3 separate regions of the Homo sapiens genome follow, and all the other regions are linked to region 1. A link is a loop called in an ENCODE intact Hi-C map of the cell type or tissue named here. Cell type or tissue: PC-3. All regions are shown on one strand.

Region 1 (8,000 bases):
AAATTCAGAAGGCTTCATTTACCATTTAAAAGATTAAAGCTACTGTTCAGCTTTGCTTAGTCATAAATTTTATTGTTTACTTTGTTGTGAAGTGTCTTTATTGATACTACAGTCAGACAATATAGAAAAATGGATCCTAAATACATTGGAATAAATACATAATAAAGCTATTTTTCTAAATTGTTTATAAACTTAAAAATATAGGGTTGTTTTCTTTGTAGTTAGAGCCTGGCATGCCTTATTAAAACTCTTGCCAATTGTCCTAAAGGATAACGAGATAATTTAGGGGCTGTTTATATTGATCAATTCCAGATTCTTTTTTCTAAAATATATCGTAGATTAAAAAACAGAAAAATAAGCCAGGCATGGTGGCTCACCCCCTGTAATCCTAGCACTTTGGGAGGCTGAGGTGGGCAGATCACCTGAGGTCAGGAGTTTGAGACCAGCCTGGCCAACATGCTGAACCCCGCGTGCCGACGAAAAATACAAAAATTAGCCAGGCATGGTGGCACATGCCTGTAGTCCCAGCTACTCGGGAGGCTGGGGCAGGAGAATCGCTTGAACCCAGGAAACAGAGGTTGCAGTGAGCCGAGATCGCGCCACTGCACTCCAGCCTGGGTGACAGAGCGAGATTTTGTCTCAAAACAAACAAACAAACAACAGAAAAATATAAATCTAAGTACTAAAATGTGAAATAATTCTTATTGAAGATGAGTAACACTGAATTCCATATATAATAATAACAGAAACAAAGATGAGTATATAGCAGAGTAATTGTATTAATAAGAATTATTGTATGTATAAAAATATGCATGTGTCAAGCAATGTTTTTTGTGTTAATATTTAGCAAAGTATAGGCAGAACCAAATCACACTAGTCCTGCAGCTCACAGGACATGGGAATCAGGCTTCCATAATCACTCTGTATTGAGAATCAGGACACGCAGGTAGGGAATCTCTTTCCTTAAACATACTTGCATAAAGGTAGGATAGGTTTTCACTGAAATTACAGAATAATTTTTTCACAATAATTATGCAAAATAGTATTAGCCCACATTGTCTTATTAGTAGCCACAGCCTGTCCATAATTTTTGTTTGACCAAAAAAAAAAAAAAAAAATTGAGAACTGTTGGTCATAGTAGTGGCTTGATGAATTCTATCCCAAAGTCTTTCAACATGGCCTAAATTGGTTTATAGGTGATTTGTAGCTTCATACAAACCTCAACATACACACCTATGTACACAAATGGATAAAAATGAAGTAATGCTATTGTTGAATCCCTTCACTAAATAAACATTCTTATGTGCCCTACTTTATCAACATTTTTTTTGTTTGAGACAGAGTCTCGCTCTGTTGGCCAGGCTGAAGTGCAGTGGCATGATCTCGGCTCACTGCAACCTCCGCCGCCCGGGCTCAAGCAATTCTCCTGCCTCAGCCTCCTGAGTAGCTGCGATTACAGGCGTGTGCCACTGCGCCCGGCTACTTTTTGTATTTTTAGTAGAGACAGGGTTTTACCATGTTGGCCAGGCTGGTCTCGAACTCCTGACCTCAGGTAATCCGCCCATCTTGGCCTCCGAAAGTGCTGGGATTACAGGTGTGAGCCACTGTGCTCGGCCTCAACTTATTTTTTCGTAACAAATATGTTCGTAGACAAAGACAAAAGTAAATGCATTATTTTATTCAGTTTTAAAATGATATGACATATTGTTAGAAAGATATGATATACACCTTGTTTTATGACTTTAACTTTTTTCTAATTGTATTTTCATTGAAATAAACAGTTCTACTTTTTTTCTTCTCTGCCTTGATCAATACCACCCTGGAGACAGCATTCTTATAAGAACTTTTGCTTTAAATATAAATTAATTTTTTATCTGTCACTGTGCTTTACTCTAGACCAAGAGTAGAAAACTCCATGTTGTTGAGGTCAGGCAAGTAACATAAATTAGTAAAAGAAACCAGGCTAGAAGAAGGGCTCTTCTCAGCCCCCATCAGTCCTTGCCAGATCCTCTGACATTTCAAGAAAAAATGAGAAATAAAGACTGTCAACTGAAGTCTAATTCTTAAATGTTAGCAGCTGATTCATTTTTAAATATTATATGAACCAAGACTATCCTTTTCTAGGCTAGTGACAAGTTTTCTACTTCTATATTAATATTTCTTAATATACCCAGACAATACATTTCTTCAGGGTAGGGAGTCTATTCTAGTTATCTTTTAAAATCTGTGTAAATTTAAGGGATACAGGTGCAGTTTTGTTACATGGACAGACTGCAAAGTGGTGAAGTCTGGGATTTTCACATAACTGTCACTCATATAGTGTACATTATACCCATTAATTCCTAGTCATCTTTTAATTTCCTCACTTTATATAATCTTACATTTAGTATGTTTTTTTTTTTTCTTTGAGACGGAGTCTCGCTCTGTTGCCCAGGCTGGAGTGCAGTGGCACCATCTCAGCTCATTGCAAGCTCCACCTCCCGGGTTCACGCCATTCTCCCGCCTCAGCCTCCCGGGTAGCTGGGACTACAGGTGCCCGCCACCACGCCTGGCTAATTTTTTGTATTTTTAGGAGAGACGGGGTTTCAACATGTTAGCTAGGATGGTCTCAATCTCCTGACCTCGTGATCCATCCACCTTGGTCTCCCAAAGTGCTGGGATTACAGGCATGAGCCACCATGCCCAACTACATTTAGTATGTTTTTACTGTGTGTCACATCTTGATAAGTGTTTTACACATATTACCTAATTTAATATTCACAATGATATTATCAGGTAGCAACTAATATTATCCTAATTGTATAGCCTAGTAAACAGTTGAGGAAGTTGAGGCAACTGCCATGAGTTACATGGCTAGTAAGTGGTAAAGCAAGATTTCACACTCATGCAGTCAGCTCCTGAGCCTGACCTAGGCTTTCTACATTTGCCTCAGCTAGCAGAGGTTGTGCAGAAGGGAATCAATTGTTTCCATTTTGGTTTGAACAAGGCAAAGATAAAGGTTGGGAGGGCCCATTCACTACTGGCCTGTAAATCGTGCACAGACTAAAAAGTAACTCTATATAACAAATGAATCACTTTCATGACTAGTTTATTGTACAACACTATAAATACTCCATCACCTTTTCTTCCTGTGTACTGCTGAGATAACAAAGAGAAAAGAATGAAGTATGGAAAATATGTAATTTGTGTTTTAAGGTGTGCTCCTTAGAACAGAAGATGTTGGATATATTGCCTGAATGGCTTAAAAATAAATTGGGAAATATTGTGCCATAACACCTCATTTTGTACATTGCACTAAACAGTTCTGGCATAACTGGATGGAGGAAATGAGTCACAGTTTTGCCTGTTGTACAGGGTGGTACAACGAATTACTGCATCTAATTTTGGTGGATGAACTCCAGAAATGAATTGGGAACATAAAGATTATAACAAAGTCAAATAATTTTTCCAGTTGTCAAGTTAGTTAGAATTAATAATTTTGGTTTTATCAACAATATTCTAAAACAAAAAATTAAGTAAATATCCTGTGAAAAATAAAAACTATCCTTGACTATGTGATTCAACGATTTACTGATGTGGCTATTTTAGTGTTGTCCAGAAGTAATTTCCATTAGGCAAAACAATTTTTCTTTGTTCCATCCAGGGAAGCACCACAGCTGTGAAACTCACATTTTGACACACAGAGAGTTGTAGTCTTACAGTTTCCTAAATCAGATATTGATATTTTACACCTGCAACTATATCCTAAGCATTTCTTACTTGTCAGTTACTTCACTGTATCTATATACTTTGCAAAACTTACCGCCAAGTGCTAAGTAGTAGAAGCACACTACATTTAATCACTTCTTTCAAAGGGAAAATGTATCTTTCCATTAAAGATCAATCAGTAAAGTTGTAGGTAGAAGCTTGGAATCAGTATCTTTGTTTTCTGTGACTACAATTTTAAAAATACACAATGTCCTAGAATATCATCTGCTGTTTCATTTCATAAAATAGTTGTCTAATTTTCTTATCTTGCCTAAAGGGCATCCAATGAGTAACATGTGTGTCTCTGACTTTGCCCATATTAGGTATATTGTACATTATAAGGTATTAAATTTATACCTCCCACAAAAAAGTTATTTTTCCTTTTTTTCTATAATGAAAGACATTATATTGATGCACTAAAACAAAGAATGTTATAAGCTGTTGATAAAGGCCATGTAAAGTTTTTCAATTCATGTTGTTTGGGTTTTTTTGTTGTTGCTTTTGAGACTGTCTCGCTGTCACCCAGGCTGGAGTGCAGTGGCGCTATCACAGCTCACTGCACTCTTTGCCTCACAGGCTCAAGTGATCCTCCTACCTCAGCTTCCTGAGTAGTTGGGACTACAGGTGTGCACCACCGCACTCAACTAGTTTCTGTATGTTTTGTAGAGAAAGGATTTTACCATGTTACCTAGGCTGGTCTTGGACTCCTGGACTCAAGCTATCTGCCCACCTTGGCCTCTCAAAAGGTTGGGATTACAGGTGTGAGTCACTGCACCTGGGCTTCATGTTGTTTTAATAAGAACAAGTAAAGATGACATATCCTTTCTAGCCAACACTGACAATTTTCATAGTCCCTAAGTACTCAATTTGTGTTCTGTTTATTACTGACCTGTCCATAAGACTTCTTATTTCTACCTCCTATCAGTTACACAGTTTTTTCCCTACAAATTTTTTCAATTGTAAATATGTAGCTATGTTTATAAGCAAATGAAAGCATCTAACTGTGCATATTAAAACAAAGTTAATCTCTCATATAGCTAAAGAAAAATTATGTTCCGGAAAAAGCACAAATATTAAATTGATCACATAAACAACTATAAATTTCCATGGTCCAATTTTTCAACTATCCATGTATTTAAGACTAACTAACATCAATGATTCATTTAAAACCAAAACACATGTCGTCATGATATCACAACATCACACTAAAATAATATATGATTTGTAACTCATAATAGCAGGGGCAGTCTTGTTCCCATTTCCAGGCTCCAGTGAAGTTTCCACTATTCCTCAATGAAATCCCAGGTTTATTTCTAGAGGCCCATGGGTATTTACACTTTTCCTTGTGTGTTGTTGAGTATACCAAAACAGAACTGCCAGCCATTAGCCCATGGCTTTTCTGCCTACGTGAAAACAGCAGGATTATAGTACAAAGGGCAGAGACCTAAGCCAAGATTATGTGCTAAGAAGAACGGTAAGAGCATAAGCCCGCTGAATTACTGGCACCTTATGATCCTGGAACTGAGAGCCCTGACAGGGTTTGATCCACTATTTTGGTTCTTTCTGCTCTACCTCTGCCCATCCCTCCTAATGCAGATAAAATTCATTCATTCTTTCACTTTCAAGTATTTGCAGTCACGCATCCCTTAACAATGAAGGTATGTTCTGAGTCATTAGGCAATTTTGTCATTGTGCGAACATCATATATTTAACTTATACCAACCTAGGTGGATCTCTTACTACACACCTAGGCTATATGCTATAGCCTACTGCTCCTCAGTACAAACCTGTACAGCACGTTACTGTACAAAATTCTGTAGGTAACTGTAACACAATGGCATTTGTGTATCCAAACATATCTAAACATAGAAAAGGTACAGTAAAAATGTAGTATAATAATCTTATGGGGCCAGGCACAATGGCTCACGCCTGTAATCCCAGCACTTTGGGAGGCTGAGGCAGGCAGATCACCTGAGGTCAGGAGTTCAGGACCAGCCTGGCCAACATGGTGAAACCCCCGTCTCTACTAAAAATACAAGCACTAGCCAGGCATGGTGGCACATGCCTATATTTCCAGCTACTCAGGAGGCTGAGACAGGAGAATCACTTGAACCCAGGAGGCAAAGGTTGCAGTGAGCTGAGATCACGCCACTGCACTCCAGCCTGGGTGACAGAGCAAGACTCTGTCTCAAAAAAATTAAAAATAAATCTTATGAGACTACCATAATACATGTGGTCCTTCTCAATGGAAACATCATTATGCAGTACATTAGTGTGTTAAGTATCTACTACGTATCACACATCATTTAAAAGGCTAAAAAAAATGATATACAAGGAAACAAATGTAAAGAGCCAGAACCTGTTCCCACTTCCACAAGTGACATATTTTTGTGAGTGACAGGAAGCCTTCCCTATCTTCTACTTCCACTCCCCTACCCCTACCACCACTATAGCTTCTTCATCTTTTAGAAAGTCTATTATCCCACCATTAGACACAGAGGGCATCTATTGCACAAACCTGTATTTAATCCCCTATATGTTAGGCCTGATGATGTAACCTAAAGGCCTATTTAATTTTATTTTATTTGAGACAGAGTTGTGCTCTGTTGTCCAGGCTAGAGTGCAGTAGCAAGATCTCGGCTCACTGCAACCTCCACCTCCTAGGTTCAAGTGATTCTCATGCCTCAGCCTCTCCAGTAGCTGGGACTACAGCCGTGCACCACCATGCCTGGCTAATTTTTGTAATTTTAGTAGAGACTAGATTTCACCATGTTGGCCAGGTTGGTCTCGAACTCCTGGCCTCAAGTGATCCACCCACCTCAGCTCTCCAAAGTGCTGGGATTACAGGCATGAGCCGTCACACCTGGCCTAAATACCTTTTCATGTTGTTGAGATTCTTACAGATATGTCATTATGTTTCAAAATACAAAGGATATAGAAAATAGAACACAATTTTCTAAATCATGGCTTTGAAATGGATCTTCACATTCCACACAGAGTAAGTGAAGGGTATTTGTTCACTCTTAATGGGTTGTAGCCACTCAAACTGCGTTACCACTACACTGATGATGATTTACCTGGCTTTGAGAATCTCAACTGTTGAGTAAGGGGGCTAAACTTTAATTTTTAGTAACGATTGCAGCCTGAAAACTGCTAGAACACTAGATTGAATAGTGTTCTCTTTTATTATTAAAAGGAGTTCCCTGACACTTTCATGTTGTGTAACAGAAACTGCATTTTAGGGATTGGGGGAAGTGGTTTCTAAATATGGCAGTAGGTTAAAGTCACCTGGACAGTTTTACAACACTAGTGTCATCCCTAGAGATAGTGACTGAATTGGTCTGGGGTGTGGCCTTGGCATCAGCATTTTTTAAAGCTTCTAGGTAACGTACAGCCAAGGTTGAGAATCACTGCCCTAGGGTCTCAGGTTTAACCTTACCAGTCATTCCAAAAATTCAGAATTACAGTTTCTTTTTCCTGAATTTTCAGAATCTTAGCGCTAACTTTCTAACTTCAAGCCTTGTGGCCCTATAATAGGGTGGCAAACTGCTGATGAAAATGAAAGCACAGAGAAAAAAAAAAGCTTTTGAACTCTGGGTATGAAATCTGTCAAGAAAGACATTTCTTGAGGTAATGTTGTTTTGAACTCCTGATATTTAAAATAGCCTCTTTCATGCCTTTGCTGCAACCCTCAATTATGGCCATTTTTTTTTTTTTTTGAGGAGGTGGGAAGAGGGAGGTAGGGAGAGACAGGGAGAGAGAGGGAGAGAGAGGGAGAGATAGGGAGAGAGAGGGAGAGAGAGGGGGAGAGAGGGGGAGAGAGGGGGAGAGAGGGGGAGAGAGGGGGAGAGAGGGGGAGGGGTGGAGAGAGAGAGAGAGAGAGACACCAAGACCCCTACCACCACCACAGACAGTTTAGGATTTTAAATGCTCAGGGCAGTTGGATTTAATTTGACGATTAGAAGTCAGCCTGTTTGTCAGTTATCAGTCAGGCAGTCATAATGACTCTGCACAGTTACAGGCACTGTTGGGAATTTGGAGGTAAAGAAAACAAAATCAGCAAAAGCATTTTGCCCCAGAGGCCGGGAGACTCCTGCAATAAGTGTAAGTGCAATAAGCTCATCCCGGGCATTCCAGCTTAATTCCCCTCTCCATTCAGTTTGTAACTATGATAAAGCTAATCCCTGCTAGCAAAATGATTAATGCCTACAATGGGTTTAAAGCTGATGCTCTAAACTAGTTTAAGATAATTT
Region 2 (8,000 bases), 70 kb before region 1:
GCAGAAGTCTCCTTGTTGTAATAAATTTATAATTAATCTACATGTATTTTTTTCACTACAGTGAAGCTCAATTTTATTTCCTTGTGAAATGGAATGATAAATATAGGCCATACTGGATCAAGTAACAGCGTATTTAATAGCTGTTTTCCTTTCAGGCCCTTCACTGGTTACACAGAGATGACAAAGTAGATCTTCCTTTTCTCTGACCATTTCTTTCATGCACTACCCTATAATCCCTTTTTTCTTTATATATTTATACACAGGTAGTATTTTTTCAGTTAGCTCCAGGTTTTGAATTGTTAAAAACTATGGAACTAGACGATGAGAACTGAACTTAATACCTTTTCAGTCCATGAAATAAGTACTAACTTTCATAGTAACATGGGACCAGTATTTTCTATTGTTCTAATAAAATGCATATTATTTTTTACTTATTTATTTTTTTTAAAAAAGAGACATTGAAAAGGTGGACACTGTCCTCGTGAAAGTGATAAACTTACACTCAAAGCTTCTTGACTTATATTGTTAATATTCAGGGAAAGAATGTGATCTTTGCTTCCCACATATATCCGGTCCTGATCTTCATCCATTAATAAAATCCTGTAGTCTAAAGGATGGTGGGAAAGGCTGAAGTATTCAGAGGTCTTGGTTTCTCGAAGTTCTGAAAGAGTGAACAGCACAAGTGTAGATACAGTATCCTGGTTCTATAATTCTATTATTTTAATAAAAACTATTATGCAAATATTCCAAAAAATGTCAAGGTACATTTTCTTCTACAGTAAGAAATTAATTTTAAAATAGAGTTATGGGCTAGTTCCCTGTAATCTCAGCACTTTGGGAGGCAAAGGTATGATGGTCACCTGAAGCCAGGGGTTCAAGGCCAGCCTGAGCAACATAGTGAGACCTTGTCTCAACAAAAATTGTTTTAGAAAATTAACTGGGCATGGTGGTATGTGTCTTTAGTCCCAGATACTTTGGAGGCTGAGGTGGGAGGATCTCTTGAGCCTAGGAAATTGAGGTTACAGTGAGCTATGATCATGCTACTGCACGCCAGCTCTGGCAACAGAACGAGACACTGCCTCAAAAAAAAAAGTTATGTTAATGGGCATTTTAATTTATATTTGTACTGAAGTAAAACATAAACCACTAAGTGCAATGTTAAAGTTTATGGTAATAGTATGTGATTACAAAATCAGTCACGTTTGCAATAATCTCAACTCTGTTTTATTACTGGACATCATCAGCTCAAAACAAGTTAAAATAAATAAACCAAAAAAAATACAGTGAGCAGATTGAACAGAAAACAAAACCAACAGCAGTGTGATTGTCTTCTTATCCTCTATTAATGTTTTATTTTTGGACTCTATTTATTCATCATTTTAGGATTGTTATTTCCTACTACAAATATTTGCCTTGCTTCCCAACGTAATTCTAATTAGTCCGACTTATTTTTCTATAAATTACTTGAAAGTAGACGTATTTTCAGGAGGCAATGTTATTTTTAGCAGCATAACTATTCATATATCTAAGGAAAATATATGAATTTTCAGGTATCTAAATGTTCATATTTCCAGGATCCTCAGAGGTTAGTGACTCACACTCATTTAACTTCTTCCACATTGCCTAACTGCCTGTATGGCTGGCCTTTGAAGACAATCAACGTATCGTGACATTCATGATACATTCTCTGGTCAAAATGCTCCTCTCAAGGAGCATAACTTTAGACTTTTCTATTCAAATGGTTCAGGATTTATTTGTTCTTTTGATTATAATCTGAAGAATGACAAACTCTAAGAAAGAGTCTGCTTTCTGGGATGACTGCTTCCATGATGAACTGTTTCTAGATTTTTAGGCATTGAATGACAAACACATTTCTAAAAATTCTGATAGAGCTGTAGTTTGACTTAAACCGAAATCAAAATGATACAAATTCTTATAGGAAGTCATGGACTATATTCCATGAGTACTTGGGCCATAGCCCATATGAGAAGATACAGAAGTCACAAATTTAACCTATTTTCTGGGCACATTTGTTCAGAATGTCTGCCATAATATCCTGCAAGTAGTTTCAGCCAATAATCTGAAAATGCCCTGGAAGAAGCAGAGTGATAATGAAACCAGGTTCTGTTGCCAAACTTCCTGTGAAACTGAACAAGTTACTTAACCTCTCTGTGCTTTAATTTCCTCATTTGTAAAATGCAACAATAATAGTAACTTCTGCCAAGAGTTCCCATGGAAATCAATTTAATTGACACATATAAATACGTGAAATGAGTGACAAGAGATAGTATTCAATAAATTCTAATTACTGTTATTAAGTTTGGATCATGATTTTTAAGAAAAACATGAATTTAGATAAAATAGATGTATGTTTTCCTACTTTTTAAAATTTAGGGAGCTAAATCCCTAAAATTATTAGGACATAATCTTATAGCCTCAAATTTACTGTTCATACAACAATAGTAAAATACAGGATTTTTTATGTTGGAAAAAACAATCAAGAGGTTAGAAAAATATTTCAGAAGAATCTTAAAATGTAAGATCATGACAGCATACAAGAACAAAAGACAGGTCATTAATAACAAGGGCCTGGGTGAAAGGTCTTTGGAAACAGGGGGCTTGGGTGCTGAGCATGGTGCAGCCTGATAACCTTCCAGTTACTGAGTCTCCCTAGGAATCATGGACAGAGAGGTGACACAGCTGGCAGGTGGTGCCACAGCCCAAAAACTGAAACAGCTTCCTTCATGAGGAGAGCACGTAAGGGGAGAGGGAAGTCTTTCAGGAAAAAATCAGCCCATGCCAGACTAGAGGTTAGGGCTAATAGAAAAAAATCCAAGAGCTGAGAACATGGGAGAGAATATAGAATCAAAGCAAGTATCACTCAAAGGTTGGAGAGGACACAGACTGCCTTGATTCTGTCTAAAATCCAGGTGTTTTATAACGCTTACTTTTATCTCAGGGCTATGATTCATGGTTGTGTAAGTCTTCTGTAAAACACCAGGGGTAAGATATTGCTTGGGCTGCTGGAATACACATTCAACAAATACCTCTTAATAAATAATTGTGGAGTGACATACACAGACTAGCGCAGTAAAATATAACTGAGTTCATGGCCTCTGGGGTTCAACCACTGGAGTCTGGATTCTGGCTCTACCATTTCACTTCTAGATGTACTTGGCAAGGGCCTTTATCTCTCTGAACTCTAGTGTCCTTATCTTTAAAATCAGTATAATAATAGCATCTACCTCATTGGGTTGTTGTGAAGTTTAAACTGTTGTCAAGTTTAATATACATAAAGTTTTTAAAAGAGTCCCGGAGCTATACTGATGCTGGTTACATGGGTTACCTATTATTATAACTTGGGGCAAGACATCAATCTTCAGCAAGCAAAGTCAGAACAATTTCTTATGCAGGGAGGATAAAAATGACTAGAATGCCTAATTTAGAGTTAATATTAATATATTCAATTTTTTTACAAGTAGCATCTACTCAAATTAATCAGGAGAACACAATAATAAAATAAGGCATTGTTAAGGAAAATAATTTGAGTATGCAGGGTAATTTTTAAAGTATATAAGCTGAAAAGACTAAAAGACATTGTTCTAGTAGTTGAGATAGTATATTGATGAACACCTGATATGCTAAAATGGAAAAGAAAAATTGATGTGAGAAATGCCTAAAACAAAGAATTTGGAATGATTTTATGTAGGTTTTGGCTAGGGGTAGAGGAAAGATTGGCGTAAATTCCCCTTAACATTGTAAGCTAAGTATAGGAGAAATGAATATGCCCTTACTACTTTTGGGAGATCTGAAAAGGAGATATATTTGGTAGAGAAAGTACTTAGGTATGGACAGATTAAATTACATTCAAATCAAAGCAGAAATGTTCCACAAGAATGTAGAATTAGATAATTAATTTAATTTTGTCATTAGAAGTAGCAAATCTTCAGGTAGAGATGTTCAGTTATTTTCATGGATGATTATATGGAATTCTGAGAGTAGATACACTCTCTGGGGAAGAGTATATCTAAAAAGCAAAGCAAAGCAAAGCATAGAGATGACTTGGTTGTTAGAAACAAAAAGGGAGCCAGAAGGTGATTCATGATGTATAGGAAACAGTTTGACATTGTGAAGAGAGTACTCAACTGGTGTCACAGTTCTGAGTTGAATTTCAGTTTCATCACTTACTAAGTATATTATTTTGGGAAAACTAGCTCATTTCTGTTTTAATTTCCTCATCTATACATTGGCAATAATAATACTGAACTCAAAGTATGTTCCACCAGCCCACAGTAGAGGATCAATATATGCTCCTTTCATGAGGAGACACTGTAGATTATCTATCTAATTAGATACTATTCTTTTCTTCCACCTTGACAGGGCTGTTCAATGACAACCATACTGGCCCCATTCTTCTAGCCAGTGAGTGTTTTAAATACGGCCATATGAACAACTTTAGCCAGTGAACTCTGGAGGGAGGCCTTCTGCACGGCTACTGAAAAAGGCTTATTGAGTCTTAAAAACTGGCACACACAAAAGAAGAGGTGATTTCTTTTTCTGCCTCTGGACATTGGTATGTGAGCACATGATGATTGCAGCAATTGCATCTACCAAGAAAGTTCCTTGCTGAGAATGGCAAGCAGAAATGTAGAAAAAAATCTGGATCTTTTAAGAAATCATTGAGTTACTGAATTAACCGGAACTCCATTATTACTGGAATATTCTGTTATATGAAATAAAAAGAAATCCTTGCAGTTTTTAGGCACCTTGAATTGAGGTTTTCTTTTTCTGCTGTAGAAATAAATACTAACTGATATTATCTTTTGAGGGTCCACAAACCCCCATCACGACTTTCTCACACTTTCTATCATGAAGAAAGTTTAGTTTTGATGTTTTTTCCAAACCATTATTTTTTTCTTTTCCCTTTCTTTTTCTAATCTGTACTGAAATAAAACCAAGAGTGTGATCTTAGCTGGGAAAATAGGCTCAACTAAATTTTATGTGCAAGTAACAAGCAAACAATTGCAGTTCTCCTCCTTGCCTGTTTCATTAGAAAATCGTCAATCCAGGCCTGGCACGGTGGCTCATGCCTGTAATCCCAGCACTTTGGGAGGCAGAGGCAGGTGGATCACGAGGTCAGGAGATCGAGACTACACTGACCAACATGGTGAAACCCCATCTCTACTAAAAATACAAAAATTAGCTGGGCATGGTGGCAGACGCATGTAATCCCAGCTACTCAGGAGGCTAAGGCAGGACAGCCTCAATTCTCCTGCAGAGGCAGGAGAATCACTTGAACCTGGGAGGCGGAGGTTGCAGTGAGCCAAGATCACGCCATTGCACTCCAGCCTGGGGTGACAGAGTGAGACTCTGTCTAAAAAAAAAAGAAAGAAAGAAAAGAAAAGAAAATCGTCAATCTATCGCATTAATTCAAATACTGCAGGGAGCAATAGCTACATCAACTTAAGACCTTTCTGGTCCAGGGATTTTTATCTAGTTTTCCGAGCCATAAAGCATCTTCAAATTTAATTACCTATGGCTTACTGATAGTTGACAGCTGTTAACCAGGGAGATTTACTTCAGAAGTGCCCTTGTTGTAAAAAGCCTAGGCTATTTTGTTAAAATGCTATTTAAATTGCTGTTAGTAGTCATAATTGAACTATACGACTTGGGGAGAGAAACGACCATTTTTTTTTTTTAGAACATAGAGATGAGCTCAAAGCAATGAGAATTTTATTTATAAAAAGAATGACCCAAGAATCTATCATTTGGTTTCACATAGATCCAATTTAAGTAAATGAATGATCCAGTGAATTGGCCACGGTTATAGAAAGTGACTGATGTAATGATTTGGCTACAGTGAGAGAAAAACATTACAATTACTAGTCCATCATCTAAACAAGGCAAAGAATGGCATTGTCATTCCTTTAACCTCACAATGATGTCATCCTTTTTGAAGCATATGAGGTACAGCTATTTGTGTTGTTTCTCAGGACATGCTCAATTAACGAATAAGGGACTCTGGCTGAGAGTATGTAGTATTAGAAAATGCAGTGGCTCCACAAAGGGCAGCATAGGTCTCCTGGCCCCTGGGAAAATCTCCCAGGAAACAGCATTAAAAAAAATTATGCATGTTTGTTTTCTACAATCTACATTATTGTAGAGCTCCATGATGGAAAATTACTGTAATGTCTTCTATGCCAATGTTCCCTGGGGTAAAATTTGCTGCACAATATGCTTACCTAAAATTCATGTATCTACATGAACTTTTCTTTGTAATAGAAACCACTGTGAAGCTTTGAGAATTTAACCAAAGCTGGAAGAACAATAGGTTTCCCCAAAATCTAAGCCCTGCCAACAGAAGCTTCTGGAGCTACCTAAGTATAGTCAATATATTGTTACAGCAATTATAATATAGTTCAAAATACAGTAACATATTATGTCCATCAATAACACTCTATTACTATTCATATAAGAACAAACGTTTGTTCTCTGTTAAGCCAGTCAGTGATCTTAATATTTTTGAGTTAACTAAGTCACGAAGAATCTCATTCATGCACTCAAAAATGTGAACTTGATAAAGGAAGGTAGAGAGTTTAGGGTTTTATTTTATAGTTGTCCCTTGGCATCTGTGGAAGATTGGTTCCAGGATACCCTACAGATAGCAAAATCCAGGATGCTCAAATCTCTGCTTCAAAAGGCCAGAGTATTTGCATATAACCTACCCACATCCTCCCTATACTTTAAATCATCTCCAGATTACATAAAATACCCAATACAATGTTAATGCTATGTAAATAGTTGTTATACTGTATTGCTTTTAAAATGTGTATTATTTTTACTGTAGTATTGTTATTTTTTATTTTTTTCTGAATATTTCTCATCAGTGGTTGGCTGAATCCATGGATGTGATACCTACAATTCAGAGTGCCAATTGTATACCTGTCAAACTACACAGTAGGGTAACTCATTCATTCAGAATACTACATTGTCTTCAGCCTTTTATAAAATTCAAAAATAGGTAAAAGACTCCTTGATTGAAAATCAATTCCCAGGAGTCCCTAGATTAGAAGCATATGCAGTAACTACTCATGAATTTAAAATTCATGATGTGTTATTAATTTGTTCAATATACATTTATTGAGCCCTTATCCCAGCAGGCTAGACACTTTGCTGAAATAAGAGGATAGAAATAACGAAGATACCATGTCCTAATTACTATTTCACTGCTTACCTAACATTCTGTTATTCTGTTTGGCTAGTCCATCAAAACATTCTTCTCATCATAAACCTCAGATCTCAGGCAGAATGCACATCTACAGATTTCAAAGTAAATCTGTAGGATATCTTTTACTTCAGAGATATTGCTACTGACAGGATAATTTCCTCTTTTGAATGTCTTATCTCAGAAGAATTTTAAGCAGAGTGGGCTCAAGTGACCCATCCTCTCCCTGAGGCTTATTGTTTTGAAACTGGATTAGAAAGTGAATTTCACCTGTCTGTTTAGAAAAAAAAATAAAGAGCAGTGAAACTTCAGCGGACTGAAACTACAGCTACTAATTCCTAATGTGAACAAAGACAATAGAGACCAGAGGGCATGTTATTAAAACCATATTTGCTCAAAAATAATAGCCCCAAATAGCAGCCACTTGTGGGCTTACCAGTAGCAGCAAGTGTTCTAGGTGCTTTATAAACTTAGTTCACACAATTTCCATTCAAAGTCTTTGCATTCGGTTCTAATATTACTCTAGTCCCACACACAAAGGAATTAAAATTGAGCAAATTTGAGCAATCTACCCAAGATCACACAGTAAAGACTAAAAGAGGCAAGATTTCAGGATTCAAAGCAAAGCCAGTCCTTAATCTGTGAACTCAATCAGATGACCTCTTGCTTTTCTAATCAGACTGACAACTTCGACAGTTACTAGTTGGGTTTCTTTCATGTTCTTGCTCTGGACATGGGTCTGCATAGTATCAAATGTAGTATAAGAAATGCCTCA
Region 3 (8,000 bases), 120 kb before region 1:
CCATTCTAATAAATTATTTTTTATTTGGGGTTTTTTTTTTAGACGGCGTCTGGCTCTGTCACCCAAGCTAGAGTACAGTGGCACAATCTCAGCTCACTGCAACCTCTACCTCCCGGGTTCAAGCGATTCTCCTGTGTCAGCCTCCTGAGTAGCTGGAATTACAGATGCGTGCCACCACGCCTGGCTAATTTTTGTATTTTTAGTAGAGACGGGGTTTTGCCATGTTGGCCAGGCTGGTCTCAAACTCCTGACCTCAGGTGATCCACCGACCTCGGCCTCCCAAAGTGCTGGGAGTACAGGCGTGAGCCACTGCACCCAACCTTGTATTTGGTTTTATACAAGGTTTTGGTGAAGTCACAACCAAAATTAGAAATGGTGACTATGGGAATATCTCTTGATCTACATACCACACTGCCATATGTTGATATAGAATTTTACAGGTGCACACACATGCTTGCATCCATCATGGCTGTAGAAAGTTTCAGAGTTAAACCTTTAGGCAGGTTAATTGAAAAATAGATTTCTGGGACAAAGCTGAAAGAGACATCTTAAGGCCAGTGGTTTTACTAAACTAGAAATTGTATAATGAGTGACTAAGTTATGTTTTGATTTAATTGAAGCATACCAAAAAATCAGAAAACAACAAAATGTTCCCTTTTAAGATGTGACTTCATACTTTATTTATTCAACTAAGGTGTCTGTCCTCATAAAAATATCTGCTATATCTAATGTGTCAAAAAGTGTTTAATAAGTTTGTATATTCTGGTTCTAGAAGCAAATTTTCTCTGTGAGGGTTAAAAAAACCCCCATAATATGGTATTGGCTCAAGTGATAATCCATCAAAAAATGAATTATTACCATTATTTCCTGTGATATAGCTAAAGAATATTCACATAGGGCCTCAGCAATCACTAAAATTAATGTTTTAGGACTTTGTGAATTACTAAAAATTACATATCACATTTTAGTATTCCTGTTTCTTTACATTAAGAATTGTTTCTATTTATATTTTAATTTCAGATAAACTGACACACCTTCAATAATGCAGGTTTATTATGTAAGTTTTTACTGATCCTACAAAGGATACAACAACTACATGTCCAAAGATGTAAATTCGGGGCTAATCTTCTCTATTTAATCCTTTACTGTTTGGGGAGAAGAATTACTCATCTGGGATTCATGAATTGTATGGTCACTCAACCTGTTTTCTTGCACCATTTTTTATCATAAGATAGGTTCTTCTGTGTTAGTTTTCAAAGTTTAAACCACATACATAAACTGGCCTTGAATATCTATCTACATTTCTAGGTGCCTGGGTAAGGAAAACATCTTTCCTCTCAGAATGTGGTCATCAAACAACCCATTTACTTGCATTGTTAACCTCTTCCTACTTCTTTCTGTTCATGTCTCAGGTCTTTCCATCTGGAATGGTTATTCTCCTGGCAAATGTTACTAGCATGTAAGAAGATAGGATGAGGAAAATAACCTACTACCAGGGCACTCAGCTATAACAGTGCCACATCTGATGATCTTGACCACCGCATCTTCCTTCCTTTTAGTGTTTGTTCTCAAGGCCACCACAATATCACATTCTTTTATTCTCCTGTTACTTGTATGATCACTCTCCATTTTCTTGGTAAATATTCTTTATTTTCCCACCCCTTAAATGAGCTCCAAGAGTTAAATTCCTTATCTGCATGGTCTCCTAGAGTGACTTCAAGCATTTTCATGGATTCAGCTATCACCCACATTGCTAATGACTCCCAGATCTCCAGCTCCAGCACAGTGCTCTCTATAACACCCTCTTTGACTTATCTGTCTGAATAGTCCACCAAATCTTCAACTTGATGTGAGATGGAACTGAGCTTGAATTTAATTATTGTTCCTACTAGCTTTGCCATCCTAAGCAAGCATTTAATGTCTCAAAGCCTCAGTTTACACAACTGTAAAATGGGGATAATGATTTTCATTGGGTTGCTGTGTGGTTTTAATGAAATAATGTATTTTAAGTGATCAATTTAGACTCTCATGCATAGTAGGTCAAAAGAGGAGATAAGTGTGCCATTTATTTTAAAAAAAAGGAATTCATTACTCTCCAAATCTGATTGCTGATTCTCTCTTACCTTGATCAGTCAATGCTATTTCTTTCCCCCATTTGCCAAGTCATATATCTACCAATCAAGCCACAAATCAATTTTTATCATCAGGTCCTTTCTTTCTCCCAAATACCTTTTAGATCGGATAATGTCATTTCTAACCCCTGTCTTAATTTATAGGCTCTCATCATTTCTTACCTATAACAGAAAAAAAGTCTCATTTTCTTTTCTCTGTCTTTAATGTATCCTCTACATCATCGTGAAAATGATCTACCTAAAAATGTGTATGGGTCATGGCTGACACACTCTTAGGTGACCCTTAATGAGTCATGCTCTTGTATAACTCCTCCTCTTGAGTGCAGGTGGAACATGTGGCTTGCTTTTAAGCAACAGAAAAATATAAAAGTGATGGTATGTCAATACCAAGATTATGATTATATGAGACCCCATCTCAGCAGATTGAAGTGAGAGACTCTACTAGCCTTGAAGAAGCAAACAACCACATTTTAAAGAGCCAATGAGGAGATCTATGTGCAAAAACCTGTGGGTGGCCTCAAGGAGTTAAGGACCTTACTTCTGCAAAAGCAAGGAACTGAATTTTGCCAAAAACCAGGTGGGTTTGGATGAGGACCTTGAACTTTAAAAAACAATGCAGCCTGGCTAAATTTTGATTACAACCTTGTGATACCCTGATCAGAGAGGCTAGCTAAGCAATCATCCTTAGGAGCTCTAAGATAATAAATGTATGTAGTCTTAAGCCACAAATTTTGTGGTAACTTGTTATACAGCAATAGAAAACTATCTCAAATATGTATCAGGCAGCCACTCCCATGTGAAATAAATATTCATTGAATTGGATTAAATTGTCTCCTCCATTGGGTCAAGAGATTCTTAAAGGAAAGTGATGTTGCCATTTTTCTTTATATATCATAAGTCCTGGAGTGCAATAAGCTCAATAAATTCTAATGACTGAATAAATGACATCTTTGTGATATATTACTATGTTATTCTATACTGGTTGAGAAAGAGCTCTAGAACATAACATGTTATCTTTTTGCATAAATCACTAAGGACATTTCCAGAGTTTTAAACATCAGGATTGATTAATCTTTGTTTTAAAAAATTATTAAAAGAAGCATAGATTAAGCCATAACTCAAAAGCTAGTTGTATTAAGTTTCTATTGCTGTCATGAACAAATTATTACCAATTTAGTGTCTTAAAAACACACATTAAAGGCCAGGTGCAGTGACTCATGCCTGTAATCCCAGCACTTTGGGAGGCTGAGGTGGGCAGATGGCTTGAGCCCAGGAGTTCAAGATCAGCCTGGGCAACGTGCAGAAACCCCATCTCTACTAAAAATAGAAAAATTAGCCAGGCGCGGTGGTGTGCACCTGTAGTACCAGATACTCCGGAGGCTGAGATGGGAGGATCACCTGAGCCCAGGGTGCAGAGATTGCAGTGAGCTGAGATCACACCACTGCACTCTGGCCTGAGCCACAAAGCAAGACCCTGTCTCATAAAACAACACAAATTTATTACCTTAGAGTTCTGTAAACTAGAACTCCATCACAGGTCTCACTGCACTAAAAAAAGATTTTGAGAGGGTTCCTTTCTGCATGCTTTAGGGAGAATGAACATACATCCTTGCATTTTCCAGCTTCTAGAGACCACCCGCTTTCCTTGGCATATGGTCTCATTCCTCCATCTCCAAAGCCAGCTAAGTCACATTTCTCTGACACTTCTTCCACTATCACATCTCTAACAATGGCCAGGAAAGCTCTGCTTTTTAAGAACTCATGTGATTAGACTGGGCACACCCAAGCAATTCAGGAAAATCTCCCCATCTCAAAAGTCTGTAACATTAAACATATCTGCAAGTTCCTTTTCACAAGTAAGATAACAAGTCCCCAGTTCCAGAGATTAGGACATAGAGATCTTTTGGGACAGAGGCATTATTCTGCCCACCCCATTAGTGGAAGAGAAGAATAAGAATGCAACTCATTGCAACACATACGACTCTAATACCACAGACTTCCTCAGAAACTCTGTTTTCAGATCTTTTCATTCCAACTTAAACTATATTTCGCATTCTATAATGAAACATTTCCTTCTATTTTCTAGAATTTGAACTTTCCCAAGTTCAATAAAAAATTTTAAAAGCCAGCTTTCTGCAAAAACCGCCACCACAACTGGCAGCTATAGCCTTCCTATGGATATTCACATAGGGAAGGCCTGGCCTGGCTCAGCAGCAGGCTGTGAATTCTTCTCCTTGGGACAAAGCCTGCCAAGTCTGCCTCAGGGAAACTTGGCAGCACATCAAGAACAAAAACTTAGTGTGGCTGTTTATTCTTGACACACAGACAATAGACTGCATCATTTAATGTCTTCAGGCTAGAAAATTTTCCTTACATTCCTATCACCAGAGGGTTAAATAGGGGCAACACTCAGGGATGTGGTCTGACTGTAATTGTTTTCAAGTCATCTAGAGAAACATCAGGGATTCAGTAGTAAATGAGCCAGTGGTGCAAAGTGAATCACTGCCCTCTGTCCTCCTGCTGAGAGCCACTAGGTCCTTGCATGATATTCCAAACTCTCCAAATATATGCAGAATCCATTTTAATTAAGAAAAAAAAATGCCAAAGAGTTTGATGGGTGTTTTGGTGAGCATGCAAGACATTTTGAATATAGATATGAGTCCCAATTTAAAACAAATTTTAAATGGGCAAAAATTTAGTGATACATCAAAAATGAAGGTAAAGTTCTACTCCCTTTCCACATCTTCCCCTCTCACCCCCAATTTTTATCTCCTTTCTTCCTAGGCATAATGTAACTGACATAAACATATCAAATTCACAGGTTAAATTCGAGCACATAAGTTAATTCACACACAAAAATTCAGTCGGTTCCAAGGTGCAGTTCGTCCAAGTCTTCTCTGTCACCTTGTTCAAGATTAATCTTGTTCACATGTAAGACTTGGTAGTAACATATGGATGGGTTAAAATGAGTGCTATCACTCAAACAAAGCAATGCCAATGCTAACGCTGACTGTCAACACATCAGGGATATTATCATGATATATGTGGATGAAACATTTAATTCATAGTAAAATGAGAAAATATAAATGAAATGAACTTCATTTAAGGAAAAAATGTAAAGTAGTTATGGTAAATGAGGTAAAAATGTGAAGAGAATAAATGCTCAATATATGAAATCAGACAGCATGGGTTTATATTCTGGTTGTATTATATATTAACTGCTATCTCTATGATATTAACTTATCTGTGATTCTGCCCAAAAACAATGACAAATAATAAATGCAACTCATTCATTCAAATAATACCTCTTGAGTGCACACTCTGAGTGATGCACTAGTCTAGGTACTAAGGATACAGCAATAAATCAATCAAACCCATATCCCTGCCCTCCATGGCACCTACATTGTTACAATTCTTCATATGATATTTATAAGGGTTGGATGAAATAATTTATTTAGCATTACTGGAAAAAGATAAGCACTGCAGATAAATTTAATTAGCATCATTATAATAGTAATAAAATATTTTAGAAATCTGTAAATATATATTTATTTGCCTAAGCCAGAATACTAAATAGTAAATGGGTAATTTGAGCAGACTAGAACCAATTATCATATATATTAACATATATATGACACATTATATGTCTATATCTTTATACAATCATTACATGAGATTTTACGTTGTCCTTAAAATAACAGGTCTCTGAAGAGTAGCTTAAAGAAAAATAATGCTGCTTTTTGAAACAAATTTTTTCAGCAATGAGCTGTATTTTTATTTTTAATAAGTTCTCTTTTTAGAGTAAAATGTAAATGACAACATTTGCCTCTAGATTAGCATTCACTCAGGGCTATGTTCTTTTCTTTCCCTGTCTCTTCACATACCTCTCTTTGCTACTCTTCTACATGATCAAGTAGTCATGACACCGTGACTTATCATCTATCTCCCATCAATTCAGCCATCGTTCCACTCTGTTCCATTAGTATTTCCTGCTGTGAAAATCCCTGTAGAATCTATGGTAAACTCTCAGAAGTTTCCACATTCTGCTTTGGAAAGCAGTGACCCACGATGTTATTAAAAATCAGTAACTTACAAAGGGTTTTTTCCTTACGCCAAAGCAAAGGAGACGTCTAGACATCCTCAGAGTGACATTCACACACAACTTCTAGCTGACAGTCATCGTTTCTGAACTCACATGCACTGCTCCAGCTATCAAATTTTACATGGGGTATTTTAAGGAGTTCTTTAAAAATCAAAATTCCTGGCTCTGCAGTTCATTAAGTGTGCCATTCCAAGAGATGCAACTGCCAGAACTGGTTAGTTACTATGAAGGCAGTTATCCTCTAATGCTACAAGGCAAGCATTTTAAAGCTTTATTCACATATGTGACACACACTTCAAAACTCCACACTTTCAGAGGACTTCCTGGAACCAATGTTCCAACTTAGTACTCCTCCAGTTAAACGGAAGCTAATAAGAAGCATGAAACAGTATACACTATATAAGAATGTTAGCAGAACACATGTATTGACCCTACACTAAAAAATCATAATAGCATTAAATCATCTTAAACCTCTAACACCCATTCATAAGAATACTCTCACTCTTTCATCAAAAACCACGTCATTCTGATTCATGTATAATGCTAAAAATATAAATTTTACAGAATGTCTCTGAACCTGACCTAGACACTTAAATATTTTCATAACTCCAGAAGCAAAAGGAAAACTGGCAAAAATCTCTTGACTGTGTTACACAGTCTGCTTTGAACAAACAGCCTGGATGTAAGCAGTAGGTGGCAAAGTTAAAATAGAAATGTTAATCCTATGAGAACCCTTGCCTGCTGTTTTATAGCCCTTCCTCAAGATTAAAAAAAAAAAAGAGAGATAAAGAACATAAAAACACCTAGAGCCCTAATGCTACAGAATAAAACCAAGTGCTGATTTTAAAATACATTTTTTCAACCTGTGATTTTTTTTTTATAGACAGTAGTATCAGGAATGGGTGGGAAAATAAATAAATGTAGTTTCCAGCTTAAATTTTAACAAAGTAGCAGCATTTTTTTTTACTCAAGATAAAAGAAGAAATATTAATTTTGGGCAACATAATGAATTACTGTATTATATCTACATATTAGAAAATAGCTTCTTGAAGAAGTATTAATTTTTTAAAAAATTTACAATTATCAACCAAAACAGTGACAAGCAAACTTTTTCTGTAAAAGGCCAAAATATATATATTTCTGGCTTGGCTGGCTAAAAGGTCTCTGTGGCAACTAATCAACTCTGCTTCTGTAGTACAAAGGCAGCCACAGATGAAATGTAAATGAATGGGTGTGGCTATATTTTAATAAAACTTTCTCTATGGACACTGAAATCTAAAAATCATATAATCTTCACTGCTCATGAGATATTCTGCTTTTTACTTTTTCAACCACTTAAAAATACAAAACAACATTATTAGTGTATGTACCATACAGAACATATGGTGGGCTAGATTTGGGCCATAGGTTATATTATTAGTTTGCCAACCCATAGACTAGATACCAGTAATGAAAACCATAAGAAATAAAAGGTCAGAGGACAACGCTCACTTTTCCTTCCTTACTTCCTCTTTCCCTTCCTCCCTCCATTTTTTCCTTTTCTTTTTAAATTAATTAATAATTAATTTTGCTTGATATCTGGTAACACAAAAAATAATCTGATGCAGTTTGATGGGAGTAGAAGGTCAGTATCTCAAATTCAGCCAGAGTTGTACACGATAATGGTATTGGGCTAACTGTAACAGTTACCAGGCACGGAGCCCACACAACTACCATGGAGATTCTGTAAGCTACAAAATCATTCATAATATTCAAAGTGAATATCA

Evidence for each region. Peaks named below come from ENCODE experiments on the same cell type or tissue, not always from the same donor. Only the 100,000 strongest peaks of a DNase experiment are listed, where the experiment ranks them.
Region 2: it touches region 1 in a loop (2.8-fold over the local background); 7 of 110 quality-filtered maps call a loop at or near these places.
Region 3: it touches region 1 in a loop (2.8-fold over the local background); 23 of 110 quality-filtered maps call a loop at or near these places.

What each region holds. Positions count from the first base shown.
Region 1 is chr7:80,897,725-80,905,724 of GRCh38, forward strand. The region is part of intron 2 of SEMA3C (semaphorin 3C); the gene reads right to left. Among named protein-coding and RNA genes, the nearest start is that of SEMA3C, 17 kb to the right of the region's middle. In PC-3, no CTCF peak of the experiment used is centred here; no DNase peak of the experiment used is centred here; H3K27ac peaks cover 2,046 bases.
Region 2 is chr7:80,828,085-80,836,084 of GRCh38, forward strand. SEMA3C (semaphorin 3C) reads right to left here. Exons shown (of 18, transcript NM_006379.5): 3 at 501-661. Among named protein-coding and RNA genes, the nearest start is that of SEMA3C, 87 kb to the right of the region's middle. In PC-3, no CTCF peak of the experiment used is centred here; a DNase peak (open chromatin) is centred at 3,007; H3K27ac peaks cover 60 bases.
Region 3 is chr7:80,777,271-80,785,270 of GRCh38, forward strand. All of the region lies in intron 12 of SEMA3C (semaphorin 3C), which reads right to left. Among named protein-coding and RNA genes, the nearest start is that of SEMA3C, 140 kb to the right of the region's middle. In PC-3, no CTCF peak of the experiment used is centred here; DNase peaks (open chromatin) are centred at 2,421, 4,471 and 6,681; H3K27ac peaks cover 2,806 bases.